Regions from separate parts of the Homo sapiens genome. Here region 2 is linked to region 1. The links are chromatin contacts, found by Hi-C or POLR2A ChIA-PET in ENCODE. All regions are on one chromosome and are shown on one strand. Each heading gives the region's core, a stretch centred on a gene start or an enhancer-like site at or near the end of the contact. The rest is flanking DNA. Distances are from core to core; before and after follow the strand shown.

The links. Hi-C counts contacts between places; a loop is a spot of excess contacts on that map. ChIA-PET counts read pairs that join two places held with the same protein, here RNA polymerase II (POLR2A). Pooled maps may share reads with other maps.
Region 2: a loop to region 1 is called in a pooled map, with 4 times the contacts of the local background. The contact joins the promoter of RNMT here to the promoter of SPIRE1 in region 1. A Hi-C loop is called at or near these places in 5 of 50 pooled maps. POLR2A ChIA-PET finds 5 or more read pairs at or near these places in 2 of 52 experiments (CD4-positive, alpha-beta memory T cell and activated T-cell).

What each region holds. Positions count from the first base shown.
Region 1 is chr18:12,655,811-12,660,247 of GRCh38, forward strand. It overlaps SPIRE1 (spire type actin nucleation factor 1), which reads right to left and starts at 2,297. Exons shown (of 17, transcript NM_001128626.2): 1 at 1,720-2,297. The coding sequence starts at 2,056. It also overlaps a transcript of PSMG2 not described here. RefSeq lists silencers at 1,717-1,836, 2,027-2,446, 2,316-2,484, 2,487-2,556, 2,607-2,756.
Region 2 is chr18:13,724,881-13,729,319 of GRCh38, forward strand. It overlaps RNMT (RNA guanine-7 methyltransferase), which reads left to right and starts at 1,793. Exons shown (of 12, transcript NM_003799.3): 1 at 1,793-1,849. It overlaps FAM210A (family with sequence similarity 210 member A), which reads right to left and starts at 1,678. Exons shown (of 4, transcript NM_152352.4): 1 at 1,449-1,678. RefSeq lists an enhancer at 856-1,781.

The sequences.
Region 1 (4,437 bases), core at 1,047-3,546:
CGGAAATCACCACTACCAACGCTGCTTCTAAAAGCAGGCTGCACACAACCATTTTTCCTCTGGAAATAGCTAAATCCCAAGGCACGATATTGCTGTATTTTTTTTTGAGACGGCGTCTCGCTCTGTCACCCAGGCTGGAGTGCAGTGGCGCGATCTCAGCTCACTACAGCCTCCACCTCCCAGGTTCAAGCAATTCTCCCACCTCAGCCTCCCGAGTAGCTGGTATTCCAGCGGCACAACACCACGCCCGGCTAATTTTTGTATTTTTAATAGAGACGGGGTTTCACCATGTTGGCCAGGCTGGTCTCGAACTCCTGACCTCAGGTGATCCACCTGCCTCGGCATCCCAAAGTGCTGGGATTACAGGCTTGAGCCACCGCACCTGGCAGACATTGCTGTATTTTATAAATGTATCTTTTGTACCATTTAATACACTATAAATTATAATTGCAAGTATTTCCCACTAAGATTAAGTCCAAGTTTAAAAGCAATAAGCCCATCAAAGAAACAAAAATACTATTTGAAATAGTTTCAAAAGAACAATTAAAAAGATGGCTTTAAATAAAAAATCGTTTACCTGACGCTAAAAAATAAAAGATAAAAGCATGTAAATAAAAATGTGTTTACCTGACACTAAAAAATAAAAGATAAAAACGTTCTGGTGGAACTGAAAGAATAACTATAACCTTGAATATTGTTTTAATCAAGTTAGACAAGGGTTTTCATTAAATGTCATTTTACTAATTCGAAATTACATCTTTCACCTTAAGCATTTTGACATTTCCATCAACTTTCTAAAAGTGAGGGTAGATTGTTTTTCTATGTTTTTAATAGACTTGCCTCTCAAAAGAATGAATTAGATAAAAACTGATGGGAGAAACCTTTTCTCAACCTCCTCCTCCTCTTCAATGAGCATCTGAGTAAACCCTGGCTATAAATTACTGTTTAGGTCATAATCCTGAAAATTTTACATTAGACAATGACGTAACTAAGGCCCATTTTCTCTTTGTATCCCGACATCCTGTCAACTTTTCACTTTACAAGCCTGTTTTTCATCACAACAAATTTTCACATACAGGAATGCAATCAGTATTTTCTAACGTCCAGGAGCCAAAAATCACTATTTAGTCTATTTTTCCATTTCTCCCCAAAGAGCAGAATTCTCACGGTTCAGAATCATCTTTACATTTCCGAACCGAGGAAAGGCTGTCTAATGTGGAATACTGCTAGTTTCCCGTGAGGAGTGCGGTGTTTCCGACAGCGGCACTGAGGATCCGTGCGGAGCCCCCGCGTGAAGCCTGCGATGCCCTCCCCACCCCGTGAACCCGGCCGTGTGTCAGCAGCCACGGCGTGAGGCGCACAGGCCGCTGGCCCGGAGCAGGGCCCAGCCCACCGCTCCCAAACGCGCCGCGGGCAGCTGTCCCGCGGGCAGCACAATGACGAGCGCCCCGCGGCCCGCAGGCCCAGGCCCACCCAAACGTCCTCCGCACAGCGGATTTGCGCCGTCGCCCGCCACGAGGCTCTGACCTCCGAGGGGCCCCGGCCAGCCACGGCCTGACGCCGTCCTCCCCTGCGGGTCCCCGCCGGATCCTCCCGGGGGTCTCCCGTGGCAAAATGGGGGGGGACGGCGGGGGCGGAAGGGCCGGGGACGCTGAGGGTAAGGCGGCCCAGCCGCGGGTGTTCCAAGAACTACGAGGGAAAGGGGCCCGGCGGCCTCACCCGCAACTGGGGGCGGCTCTCCCGCGTCGTCGGCCGCGGGCGCCAGGGTGACGGCGCCGTCCCTCCAGACGCGGATCTGCGCGGCCGAGCGCACACGGTGGCGGGGCTGGCGGCGGCGGGCGGCGGCGCGCAGGGAACCGCAGCACTGGTAGCACACGGCCCACGCCTGCTCCTCGTTGATGGGCTGGTTGTACAGCCGCAGGATCTCCTCCAGGCTCAGCGCGTCCCGGGAGCCCCCGGCCGCGCCGCCGGCTGCCCCGGGCTCCCGCGGCCCCTCGCCGCCCACTGCCTCAGTCCGCGGCTCCCCGCCGCCCGCCGGGCCAGCCGCCTGAGCCATCCCGCGGGTGGGCGCTGCGCTCGGCAGTCGCGCCGTGTGCCGGCGTCTCCTCAGCTCCGGAGCATCGTCGTCGCGCGCCGCCGCCTCACCATCCCCGGAACCGCCGCCGCCCAACGCGGCCGCGCGCGCCGCCGCCGGGACCAGGCGAGTGCCCGGGAGGCGTGGGCAAGAGGAGGGCGGCGAGGACACGGCTGCAGTCCCGGTCAGACAGCCGCCGGCCGGTAGCGACGCGATGGCGTCCGGCGCCCCGCCCCGCCCCGCCCCGCCTCGCGCCGTCCAGCGCCGCCCAGCGCCCGCCCCTTAGGGGGCCGCACGGGCCGGGGGATGCACGCTCTGGAGGTGAGGACCAGGCAGGAGGGCCTCGCCTCGAGGCGAGATGGCCGCACGGTCTCTAGCCCGCAGGGCTCTCAGAGTCGCAGGCGGTGACGCCCGGTCGGGGGGCCCGGTCGCAAGGGACACACAGCTGGGGGCGCAATGGTGAGGGCGGCGACGCACGGTCCGGAGGGGATGCGCGGCCGGGTAGGGCGTGCAGGGTTGTGGGGCGTGGGGGACACGCGGGGCCGGGCGCGCGGTCGGGGGGCGCAGGGGCAAGAGGGTGTCGCATTTATCAGGGAAGTCCCCGGCCGACTCTGGCGGGGAACTGGGCGCGCCAACCCGGGTCACCGCCCTGCACAGCGGGAGAAGTCACCCGCATTGACGTTCCCTAGGCGCTGGATCGCCGAAGGTCTGGTTGAAAACTTGAACCCGCCTGGAGCGGATGCCTAAGAAAATGCAGGCCCGCTGAAGCCTCCCCGCCGGGCCCTGGGCCCTGAAAGCCTCCGGCAGTTTCCCGTGACCCCGCGGCCGCTCTGCGCGTTTTCCGATTTCTTGCTGGTTGAATACCTCCCTCTCCACTCCCATCTTCAGGGTAAGCACCGTAAAGACGGGGATCTTTACGGGTTTTCCTCACTGACTTCTCCCAAAAGCTAAACCAGCGCCTGGAATATAAACATGTACATAATTTGCAGGTGTTAGTTTTAGCGTCCTTCCGGATTCATTTGTAACATTGGTCCCTTCCCTCACTAAGGTAATGTCTCAAGTACCACACTCATCAGAGCATGTGGAATGAATATCACAGTGGTAAAATTGAACTGAGGGCAATTAGCCGTAGAAAGAAAGAATTCCGCCCCCCCAACCTATTAAATATGCAATAAAACAGATAATTCTTAATCACCCATTGGTAGATTAATTTAATCGATAAAATTCCACTGAGGCTAGTCCTGTGTGAAAGCCCTACAGAGTGTTGAAAGCATCAACCAAATAGGCAATGTATATTAAGTTCCAGTAAACCTTTTACGGCAGTTTTATGTAAAATGTTAGAAATCACGCTCTCAACAATTGCATCTTGCGGTAGAAACTACAACAGTCTATTTAAATAACAACAGTCTATTAAAATGAGATACCATCTTACATACAGCTGGGAATGGGGAGGAGGGAGAAAAGCAACAGGACGAAAAGGAAAATTAAGAAATTGAAAGAGGGCCGTGCGCAGTGGCTTAGGCCTGTAATCCCAGCACTTTGGGAGGCTGAGGCGGGCAGATCACTGAGGTCAGGAGTTCGAGACCAGCCTGGCCAACATGGGGAAACCCTGTCTCTACTAAAAATACAAAGAAAATTAGCCGAGTGTGGTGACGCACGCTTGTAATCCCAGCTACCCGGGAGGCTGAGGCAGGAGAATCGCTTGAACCTGGGAGGTGGAAGTTGCAATGAGCCAAGATCACACCACTGCACTCCAGCCTGGGGGACAGAGCGAGAGTCTGTCTCAAAAAAATAAATAATAAATTGAAAGAGGAGAAGAAAGCTCCCCAGGCAACTTATTATAATTTCAGTACGAGAGAGACAAAACAACCCCTTAAAGTAGCATCACTTAATTATAGGTTCATAATCTCATTTGTAGCAATGCAGTATCTATGTGTGCCAAAGCCCAGAGAGGCAAACATGTAATTCCTTATGTGTGACACTATATACATATAAATATATCTCTGTCCTCTTGATTAAAAACAGACAAACATTCCCAAATTTTGCTATTTCAAAAGTTTATCCTGTGTGGATTTTGCAAATACAGACTGGTTTAAAATATTTTGAACAATCCAGGAAAAAAAATGAAGGTCTACTTTTATGGACAACACTACCACCTCCTGGCCTTATGGGATACTGCTGCCCATTGCACTTGGACAACTACAGCCAAACACATTTTTATCTTTGCCTTACCCACCAGTAAACAAGATAAATGGGTTAATAAACTGAGGAATCTATGAGCCATTAACCTGCTAACCCTGGCATAGAGCAGTAAATAAATCTTGAAGACAACAATACAGGGAAGGAGGAAGTGAGTAAAGGAA
Region 2 (4,439 bases), core at 543-3,042, 1.1 Mb after region 1:
CTCCTGCCTCAGCCTCCTGAGTAGCTGGGATTACAGGCACGCGCCACCACGCCTGGCTAATTTTTGTATTTTTAGTAGAGACGGGGTTTCACCATGTTGGCCAGGCTGGTCTCAAACTCCTGACCTCGTGATCCAACCGCCTCGGCCTCCCAACGGCTGGGATTACAGAAGTGAGCCACTGCACCCGGTGTTTAAAAACATTAAAACATGTTTTTAAAAGTCAAAATTACACTCATTTTCTGTAAAATTACAACAGCAATTATCTCAAGAAACTTAAGCATCAGGAACAGGGAATGTAATTGCCTGGTTCTAATGCTTGTATATGCCTATAATGCATTCGATCTGTAAGACCTACACTTTTGCAGTTGTCAATATTCATGTAATGAGATTAATTCTCAACTTACCTCATTTCATATAATAACAAATACAAGCAGTCATCAGAAATTGATGGGTCATCCTTATTTGTGAAAAATAGGCCTCATTCTTGGTTCAAAGTTTGTAACCTCAAATGGGCTAATGCCCACAATTTAGAAGTGATTAGATTGGAAAGCACAACGCTGCAAATGCTGCCTTCCCCAAAGCCAGGTCTATTCATTAATATACCTGTGCCTACTGACAAGAAGGAAGGCTGGTAAAGCACATTTTCAAAGCTGTTTTAAATGGATCAATTTTGGTAAAGAGTAATTCAAGACGGATTGTAAATCTGATCAGTTTTACAACCTTGGAAGGTGGGGACTTGACGCACGACGTTAATATGCACACGCTTCAATAATCTATCCACAGGTAGTTTTGACCCTGATCTCAGGTTGAAAGTCCTCAACTATGGAGCTTTCGAGTTTCAGTACAGTAGGCGCTTTCACTCCCCAGTAGAAATCTGGGGTGATGGCCAAAAAAAGTGTGTTGTCTCCCCCAAACCACACCATGCCAAGTTCAGCCAACGCAGACTAATGCATCCTTAGGTATTTGTCAAGAAGAGGTATAGGCGGTCCCTTTTCTCAGAATCTAACAGGTAAGAATGGCCTCTTGTGGCTTCCCAAACACGGCGGTAAGGACCAGTCTGCCAGTCCCTAATAAGAAATTGCTAATTTTAAAAACCATTCCGAACGCGGGCGCTTCCGGGCCCCTCTTCAACTGGCTTCGGAAGAAGGGGGGAGAACACGGTGAAGGGTTACAGCAAAGGAGGCTGAAAAACAGTCCCAAAGCAAGATTTGCCAGGACACTGGCTCGACCCGGAAGGGCGGGGGGACCTCTCTCGGCCGCCGGGGTCTGTGGGGTCGGCGAGTGTGGACGACCCGTCTGGCAGTCGTACACTGCCACAGCCCGAAGAGCGGCGCACGCGGAGCAGTTGCCGGGTTCGCGCCGCGAGTCAGCTCCCGGACACACGCCCAGGGTTGAAGGTGCCCTCTAGACCCCTCCCGCTGCCCCACAGAGGCCTGGGCCCATGCTACCTCTTAGGACGCTGGAGCCGCCGCCGCCGCTTCCCGCCGCGCAGGCTGGACCACAGCTCCTCGGATGCCACGGCGGTGTCACTCAGCAGAGCAGCCCGACAAAGCGTGGGTCCGCGTGCAGGAACCCGCCGGGCTCAGCCGGACGCTAGCCCCCTGCCGCCCCCGGCCCCGCCAGCCGCGCCCACTAGCAACGTGCTCGCGACCTCCAGTGCCCGCTCAGTGAAGCTTCTGCATGCCGCGCGCGGCACGTCGGGACTCGTAGTTCCGGCGCGGAGGACGTGCGTCGCGGCACTCTCGCCTGACCGTCTCCACGTGACTCTCGCACCTCCGGAAGTGACGTAAGCAGACACGCGTGGCGCGGGCCGCCGTTTCCGCAAACAGAATCGCGTTTGGCTGTGCTGGTGAGTGTGACGGCTGGAACTCCGGCCCTTCCTTTCTTTGTGTTTGTCCCTCGGCCGCCGTGGAGGGGTGGAACTGGCACTCCCACCCCTGACATGGGCTCACTTCGCATTAGCCCTGTGCTTCACTACCCAACGCGTGGGTCTATTGCCTTGTGTCCTCAGTCCCAAGGAAAATGGGAACTCCTTGGGGTGGGCGGGCGCTGTTCCTCCTCCAGACTGGGCGAGCCCGGGTGGGAGAAGCAGCTCGAAGAGCTGCTCCAGCTCGCGCCCCAGGGCCGTGCTGGGGAGGGGCGTGGGGTCCGCAGGTTTGTCTTCAGCGGCGCTTCGGAAACCTGAACCAGAGGTTGAGTAACAGGCCGCGCTAATGACGGAGGGGGTGAACTTGGCTGGAGAAGTCCCTTCTCGCCTCTGTGCGTCCTCTCGGGCCCCGTGGTAGAGGGTCAAGCGGGCGGGTCGGGACTTAGAGCTTATCCCGCTTGGGCTTTATCCCGGCGGCCCTGGCGGCCTGCTCGCTCGTACCCTGAGGAGCTGAAATGACGCAGAGACATAGCTTGCTTCGGAGGTGTGACTGGAAAGCCGGGTCGAAATGTTCGTGTGGTTATTTATCGCGTGTCCATCTCCATGTCAGTCGACCACCTTTCGAAGGTTTCTTGAAGATTCTGAGGGACAGCTCTCTTCCCTATGGAGTGTTTTCATTATTCCACTTTGAGTTTGGTTTGGGTTTTTTTTCCCCCAATTTGTTAAATTGATACATAGAAGTTGCACATATTTGCAGGTGCAGGTGATACTTTGATACATGCATACAATGTGTAACGACTAAATCAGGGCAATTGGGATATTTGTCATCTCAAACATTTATCTTTATGTTGGGAACATTCCAATTTTTCTTTTAGCTATTTTGAACTACACAATAAGTTATTGTTAACTGTGTCCACCCCACTGTACTATCAGGCACTAGATTTTATTTCTTCTGGGGTTTTTTGTACCCATTAACCAATTTCTCTTCTTCATCCCGCTCCTCTTCCTGCTACCCTTCCCAGTCTGTGGTAACCACCAATCCACTCTTTACCTCCATCAGGTCCACATTTTTAGCTCCCACATGAGTAACAACATGATATTGTCTTCATGTGCCTGGCTTATTTCAGTTAACATAATGACATCCGGTTTCATCCATGTTGTTGCAAATGACAGGATTTCATTCTTTTTAATGACTAATATTCCATTGTGTATATATGCTACATTATCTTTATTCATCTGTTGATGAACGCTTAGGTTGATTCCATATCTTGACTATTGTGAATAAACTTGAGACTGCAGATATTTCTTAGATATACTGATTTCCCTTCTTTTGGATCTGTACCCAGATTTGCAAAACTGTTCATCGGACAGGGGATTAACAACCAGAATATAGAAGAAACTCATCTCAATAGCACTAGTTCTATTTTTTGTTTTTTGAAGAACCTCCATCATACTTTTCCCAGTATGTAAATTAGTGGCTGTGCTAATTTACGTTCTCCCTAACAGTGTACAAGTGTTCCCCCTTTTCTGCATCCTGCATCCTCATCAGCATCTTTTTTTTTTTTTTTTTTTTTTTTTTTTTTTGTGTGTGTGTGTGTGTGTGTGTGTGACGGAGCCTTGCTCTGTCGCCCAGGCCGGAGTGCAGTGGCTTGATCTCAGCTCACTGCAACCTCCACCTCCCGGGTTCAAGCGATTCTCATGCCTCAGCCTCCCGAGTAGCTGGGATTACAGGCGCACATCACCATGCCCGGCTGATTTTTGTGTTTTTGGTAGAGACGGGGTTTCACTATGTTGGCCAGGCTGGTCTAGAACTCCTGACCTCAAGTGATCTGCCCACCTCCACCTCCCAAAGTGCTGGGATTACAGGTGTGAGCCACCGTGACGGCCTCAGCATCCATTTTTTAAAAATCTTTTTGATAAAAGCCGTTTTAACCGAGATGAGATGGTATCTCATTGTGGTTTTGACTTGCATTTCCCTGATATTACTGATATTGAGCATTTTTTACGTATATACCTGTTGGCCATTTGTGTGTCTTTTAAGAAATGTCTATTCAGATCTTTTGCCCATTTGTAGTAGGATTGCTTCTTTTTTTTTGCTATTGAGTTGAGTTTCTTCTGTATTCCGGTTGTGAATCCCGTCAGATGAATGGTTTTGCAGATATTTTCTCCCATTCTCTAGGTTATCTCTTCACTCTTGTTTCCTTTGCTGTGCAGAAGTTTTTTAGCTTGATGTAATCCCATTTGTCTGTTTTTGCTTTTGTTGCCTGTGCTTTTGAGGTCTTACCACAAAAATCTTTGCCCAGACCAGTGTCTTGAAGCATTTCCACAATGTTTTCTTCAAGTAGTTTCATACTTTTGGGTATTAAATTTTTCAGTCCATTTTGATTTGATTTTTGCATATGGTGAGAGAGAGTGGTCTAGATTTCCCAGCACCGTTTTTTGAAGAGACTGTCTTTTCACTATGTACGTTCTTGGCACCTTTGTTGAGAACAAGTTGGCTGTAAACATGATGCTTGGTTTTAAACGTTCTTACTTATTTTTGTGGTCATCTGGAATGCTGTGTCATTTCTTC